Linked DNA regions of Homo sapiens: region 1 is linked to region 2. A link is an interaction called in ENCODE POLR2A ChIA-PET data of the cell type or tissue named here. Cell type or tissue: GM12878. All regions are shown on one strand. Links, peaks and the distances in the headings refer to the core of each region. The heading gives the core; the rest is flanking DNA.

What was found. ChIA-PET counts read pairs that join two places held together with the same protein. Peaks named below come from ENCODE experiments on the same cell type or tissue, not always from the same donor. Only the 100,000 strongest peaks of a DNase experiment are listed, where the experiment ranks them.
Region 1: POLR2A ChIA-PET joins it to region 2 with 12 read pairs; 6 of 35 experiments call an interaction of 5 or more read pairs at or near these places.

Annotation. Positions count from the first base shown.
Region 1 is chr19:40,555,827-40,558,736 of GRCh38, reverse strand. SPTBN4 (spectrin beta, non-erythrocytic 4) reads right to left here. Exons shown (of 36, transcript NM_020971.3): 25 at 2,449-2,653; 26 at 1,334-1,714. Among named protein-coding and RNA genes, the nearest start is that of SHKBP1, 20 kb to the left of the region's middle. In GM12878, for the core only: no CTCF peak of the experiment used is centred there; no DNase peak of the experiment used is centred there.
Region 2 is chr19:40,651,263-40,654,172 of GRCh38, reverse strand. No RefSeq gene overlaps it. Among named protein-coding and RNA genes, the nearest start is that of NUMBL, 38 kb to the left of the region's middle. RefSeq lists an enhancer at 1,886-1,935. In GM12878, for the core only: no CTCF peak of the experiment used is centred there; a DNase peak (open chromatin) is centred at 1,636.

The sequences.
Region 1 (2,910 bases), core at 257-2,756, 96 kb after region 2:
ATTTGGAAGGCTGAGGCAGGAGAATCGCTTAAGCCTGGGAGGCAGAGGGTGCAGTGAGCTGAGATCGCGCCACTGCACTCCAGCCTGGGTGACAGAGTGAGACCCTGTCTCAAAAATAAACAAACAAACAAACAAAAATTGCCCAACTTCTACCTTCCATTAGAACTGCAACCCAATTTCCTGCTGCCTGAGTTGTATTGGGCCTGCAGCTTCATTTCCATCTGACTGCTCAGATCCACATCCGAATTCTGGCCAGAACCTCTGCCTAATTTCTAATATCTCTGTTGCCTTTTTCATTAAATTCGCCCCCATCAAATTAATTTCAGAAAAGTCATATGATTTCCATCAGAGACCTGTTATCTAAGTTCTTTTTTTTTTTTGAGATGGAGTCTCACTCTGTCGCCCAGGCTGGAGTGCAGTGGCGCGATCTCGGCTCACTGCAACCTCCGCCTCCCGGGTTCAAGCGATTCTCCTGCCTCAGTCTCCTGTGTAGCTGGGATTACAGGTGCCCGCCACCATTCCTGCTAATTTTTGTATTTTTAGTAGAGACGGGGTTTCATCATGTTGGTCAGACTGGTCTTGAACTCCTGACCTCATGATCTGCCCGCCTCGACCTCCCAAAGTGTTGGGATTACAGGCGTGAGCCACCGCACCTGGCCTTGTCTGTCGTCTAATTTCTATCTACACCACAGCCAAATTCCTCTCAGACTTCTCAAAATTCCCTTTAGACCCTTGATCTGGATTTAGGCAAAACTCACAGTTTTAGGAGAACCACTGCCCAATATCTATTGGAAGCTTTTTTTTTTTTTTTTTTTTTTGAGACAGAGTATCACTCTTGTCACATAGGCTGGAGTGCAATGGCGAGATCTGGGCTCACTGCAACCTCCTCCTCCCGGGTTCAAGTGATTCTCCTGCCTCAGCCTCCCAAGTAGCTGGGATTACAGGTGCCCGCCACCAGACCTGGCTAATTTTCGTATTTTTAGTAGAGATGGGGTTTCACCACGTTGACCAGGCTGGTCTTAAACTCCTGACCTCAGATGATCCGCCTGCGTTGGCCTCCCAAAGGGAGCCACCACGCCCAGCCAGAAGCTGTTTAATATCTGTGAGACCTTCTAAGGTACCACTTTTCCCTGCCAATACCTGATTTCTATATATCATTCCATCAGTCCATTTTCTATCTGCTCCATTATCTAATTTCTTCCTGTTCTGTAGTCCGCTTTCTGTCTGTGCCACTGCCTAATTTCGACCTGCTCCACAGCCTGATTTTTGCCCACTCTGCTGCCCACAGCTGTCCAGGCCCTCCCACCTGCCCTGATGGCCACCGGCGCCCCACCTGGGACACGAGGAGCTGCAGGTCATGCTCAAAGGCTCTCAGGGTCCGCTGCATGGAACTGGCACTGGGTCTCGGCTCAGGCGGGGTGGTCAGGCGGGGCAGCCGCCTCCGCTTCTCCTCAATCTGTCCCTGAAGCTCTCGGGCGTCACTGAAGAACTTATGAAGCTCCCGAGAGGCGGCCAGCAGCTGGGCCCGTGTGCCCATGAGCTCCAGCAGCTCAGCCCAGGCCTCGTTCAGTCCGTCCTTCCACTCGGCCATGGTGGCCGCTGCTGTATGGCCACACTCGATCAGCTCATCCACCATCTGGTTCACAGCTGCCAGCCGTTCCCGCCCTGCCATACCTGTCTCGCTGGCAAACTCTGAGAATTTCTCCTGCAGCACCTGCCATCAGGAAGTGGGGGGGGGGGTACAGCAAAGTGAGCAAAGGGGCAGCATACACCAGCCCCCTCCAGCCTACAATGTTTTTTTTTCTTTTTGATACAGAGTCTTGCTCTGTCGCCCAGGTTGGCGTGCAGTGGTTCAATAGCCACTTACAGCAACCTTCACCTCCCCAGTTCAAGCAATTCTCCTGCCTCAGCCTCCCAAACAGCTAGGACTACAGGCATGTGCCACCACACCCAGCTGATTTTTTTGTGTTTTTAGTAGAGACGGGGTTTCACTATGTTGGCCAGGCTGGTCTCATACTCCTGACCTCAAGTGATCCACCTGCCTTGGCCTCCCAAAGTGTTGGGATTACAGGCATGAGCCACCACACCTGGCAGAGGCTACCATTTTGTGGCAGGTAAGAGTAATGATAATCATCATCATCATCATCATCATAAAAAATAATATCTAACACTTACTGAACACCTGGCAAGAATAGTAACAAAACAGTAACAATAAAAATAACAATAAGTAACAATAAAATAATAAGCTGATAATAATAACCAACACTGTGTGAGGCAGCATGTGTGCCAAGCAGGGTCCTCAGTGCTTTACGTTATATTAACTCATTTGTCTCACAGCAGAGCCATGAGGCGGGTGCTGTTATTATCCTCATACTACAGATGAGGAAACTAAGGCCCAGAGAACCTTAGTGGTAGCTCCTGGTATCACTTATTACTAATGATGCTCACCGAGACATGCTCAAAGTCCTGGCCGAGCTCGGGTGAGCCAGCCACCACCTCCTTCTCGGCAATCCAGTGCTCAAGCTCGCTCACCTGGCGGCTGAGCTGGTACAGCCAGTACTGCTGTTCCAGAGCCACCCGGCGCTCCTCACCCAGCTCCTTGAGCGCCACGTACAGGCGGTCCACCTGAGACTGCCGCCGGCTGATCTGCTCGCTGAAGGGGGACATGGAGGGGCAGGGATGGACCCCTGAGACTTCTGGGGCAGAGCGTGACCCCCCTAAACCCCCTCCCCAGGACAGGGCTGTGTTTCCTTGGAATCTTCAGACACGGCTGTGTCCCCAGGTAGAGCTCTGTTTTCTTTTCTTTTTTCTTTTTTTTTGGAGACAGGGTCTTGCTCTGTTGCTCAGGCTGGAGTGCAGTGGTGTGATCACAACTCACTGCAGCCTCCACCTCCCATGCTCAAGCAATCC
Region 2 (2,910 bases), core at 147-2,646:
TTGGGTGTGGTGGTGCACACCTGTAGTCCCAACCACTCAGAAAGCTGAAGCGAGAGGATCACTTGAGGCCAGGAGTTCGAGGCTGCAGTGAGCTGTGATCATGCCACTGCACTCCACTCTGGGCAACAGGGTGAGACCCTGTCTCAAAAATCAATCAATAATAAAAAATTTGTTTAAATGGCCAGTTTTAAGTTCTAATATGGTAAATATCAATAGCTATAACCCACACAGGCCGGGCGCAGTGGCTCATGCCTGTAATCCCAGCACTTTGAAAGGCCGAGGCGGATGGATGACCTGAAGTCAGGAGTTGGAGACCAGCCTGGCCGACACGGTGAAACCCTGTCTCTAATAAAAATACAAAAAAATTAGCCAGGCGTGATGGCGCACACCTGTAGTCTCAGCTACTCGGGAGGCTGAGGTGGGAGGATTGCTTGAACCTGTGGGGCAGAGGTTGCAGTGAGCCAAGATCACACTATTGCACTCCAGCCTGGGCGACTAGAATGAAACTCCATCTCAAAAAAAAAAAAAAGTTATAACCCACACAAATAAAAGCTGTTTGGGGTCCTTGATACTATTAAGAATGTAAAAGAGTCCTAAGACCAAAAAGTTCCAGAACAGTTGCCTATAGCAACATTTCCCGAGTCACTGTGACAGTCCCTAAAGGATCCCACAGATCCCCAAACATTTCCCCAGGCCCAGGCCCTGGATGACAGTCACAGCCATGAGCTGCCGAGAGCTCTTTGGGATCAAGACCTTTCCTTCAGGTTCGTACTATGATGTCAAATTGGATTTTTCCCAGAACTTCCAGAATTGCTACTACTGCCCAAAACTGAGGACAAAAGTGGCCAACTACCCCAGAGCCTAAGTTCGAGGTCACTGCCATTATAACCAGCCACTTACCCAAATAAGTTACTGAGAGGACCCAAGGCTGTCCAGAAAAGGATAGAGAAGAGAAAGGAAGCATCATCCTGTTTGGGGGGAAAATGAGAGAGGAAAGTTCTCAAGAGAGGCTACACCTTTCCCTCCCCATGAACTTTGTGGGTTTTTTTGTGTATTTGTTTGTTTGAGACCGAGTCTCACTCTGTCGCTCAGGCTGGAGTGCAGTGGTGCGATCTCAGCTCACTGCAACCTCCACCTCCTGGGTTCAGGTGATTCTCCTGCCTCAGCCTCCTGAGTAGCTGGGACTACAGGCACATGCCACTATGCCCGGCTAATTTTTAAATTTTTGTATTTTTAGTAGAGACGGGGTTTCACCATGTTGGCCAGGCTGGTCTTGAACTCCTGACCTCAAGTGATCCACCTGCCTCGGCCTCCCAAAGTGCTGGGATTATAGGTGTGAGCCACCGTGCCTGGCCTGAAGGCTATGTTTTTAAATGAATGAAAATGAGAGAAATATTAAAGACTCTAGCAAAATTGTCATTAAGTTTCCCTGTAGCCTTTATCCAACAGGAAAAAGGAAATTAACAATACATTTATTTTTAAAAATAAAAATAATAGACAGGCCGGGCGTGGTGGCTCACTTCTGTGAGCCACCTTTGGGAGGCCGAGGTGGGTGGATCACTTGAGGTCAGGAGTTCAAGACCAGCCTGGCCAATATGGGGAAACCCCGTCCCTACTGAAAATACGAAAATTAGCCGGGTGTAGTGGTGCGTGCCTGTAATCCCAGCTACTCCGGAGGCTGAGGCACGAGAATGGCTTGAACTGGCAAGGTGAAGGTTTCAGTGAGCTGAGATCGCACCACTGCACTCCAGCCTAGGAGACAGAGCTAGACTCTGTCTCGAAATAATAATAATAATAAAGACACAGTCTTGGGGCCAGCTGTGGTGGCTCATGCCTGTAATCCCAGCACTTTGTGAGGCCAAGGTGGGTGGATCATTTGAGGTCAGGAGTTCAAGACCAGCCTGGCCAACATGGTGAAACCCTGTCTCTACTGAAAATTCAAAAATTAGCCAGGCAGTAGTGGTGTGCACCTGTAATCCCAGCTACGCAGGAGGCTGAGGCAGGAGAATCTCTTGAGCCTGGGAGGCAGAGGTTGCGGTGAGTGGAGATTGCGCCACTGCACTACAGTCTGGGCGACAGAGTGAGACCCTGTCTCGAAAACAATAAATAAATAAAAAAGACACAGTCTTGGATGCTGTGATTTTGGATCATAGTCTTGGAAAACAATAGATAGCAGGTAGAGAGCAGTCACTGCAGAACAAATGGAAACTGTCATGTTTTTGATCCCAAGGGATTGAGATTTCTCAATAAACTATTTCTGTTTAGAACAGGGAGTTGGAGCTGTGCCCAGGTGGATGTTATTGGGCACAGGCTGTATAGAGGTGGGTCTTAAATCAGTACCAGTAAAAGCCAGATGTAACTTCCAAAGATGGTGGCAACAATGTTTCCCAGCCCATATATTCCTCTAGAACTTTGATACCCCTTCCATTGGGAAGTGGAATTTGTGTAAGCTCCCCTTACATCTAGGCAGTTTGTGACTTGCTTGTAACCAAGACTATGTGGCAGAAGTAATGCTGCATGATTCCAAGGCTAGATCAGAAGAGATAAGGCCCCTTCCTTTCCTTCTTTCCTTCCTTCCTTCCTTCCTTCCCTCCTTCCCTCCCTCCTTCCCTCCTTTCTTTCTTTCTCTCTCTTTCTTTCTTTCCTTCCTTCTTTCTTTCTCTCTTTCTCTCTTTCTCTTTCTTTCTTTCATTTCGATGGAGTCTCACTCTGTCGCCCAGGCTGGAGTGCAGTGGCGTGATCTCGGCTCACTGCAACCTCCGCCTCCCAGGTTCAAGCGATTCTCCTGCCTCAGCCTCCTGAGTAGCTGGGACCGCAGGCCCGTGCTACCATGCCCAGCTAATTTTTGTATTTTTAGTAGAGACGGGATTTCACCATGTTTTCCAGGCTGGTCTTGGACTCCCGACCTCA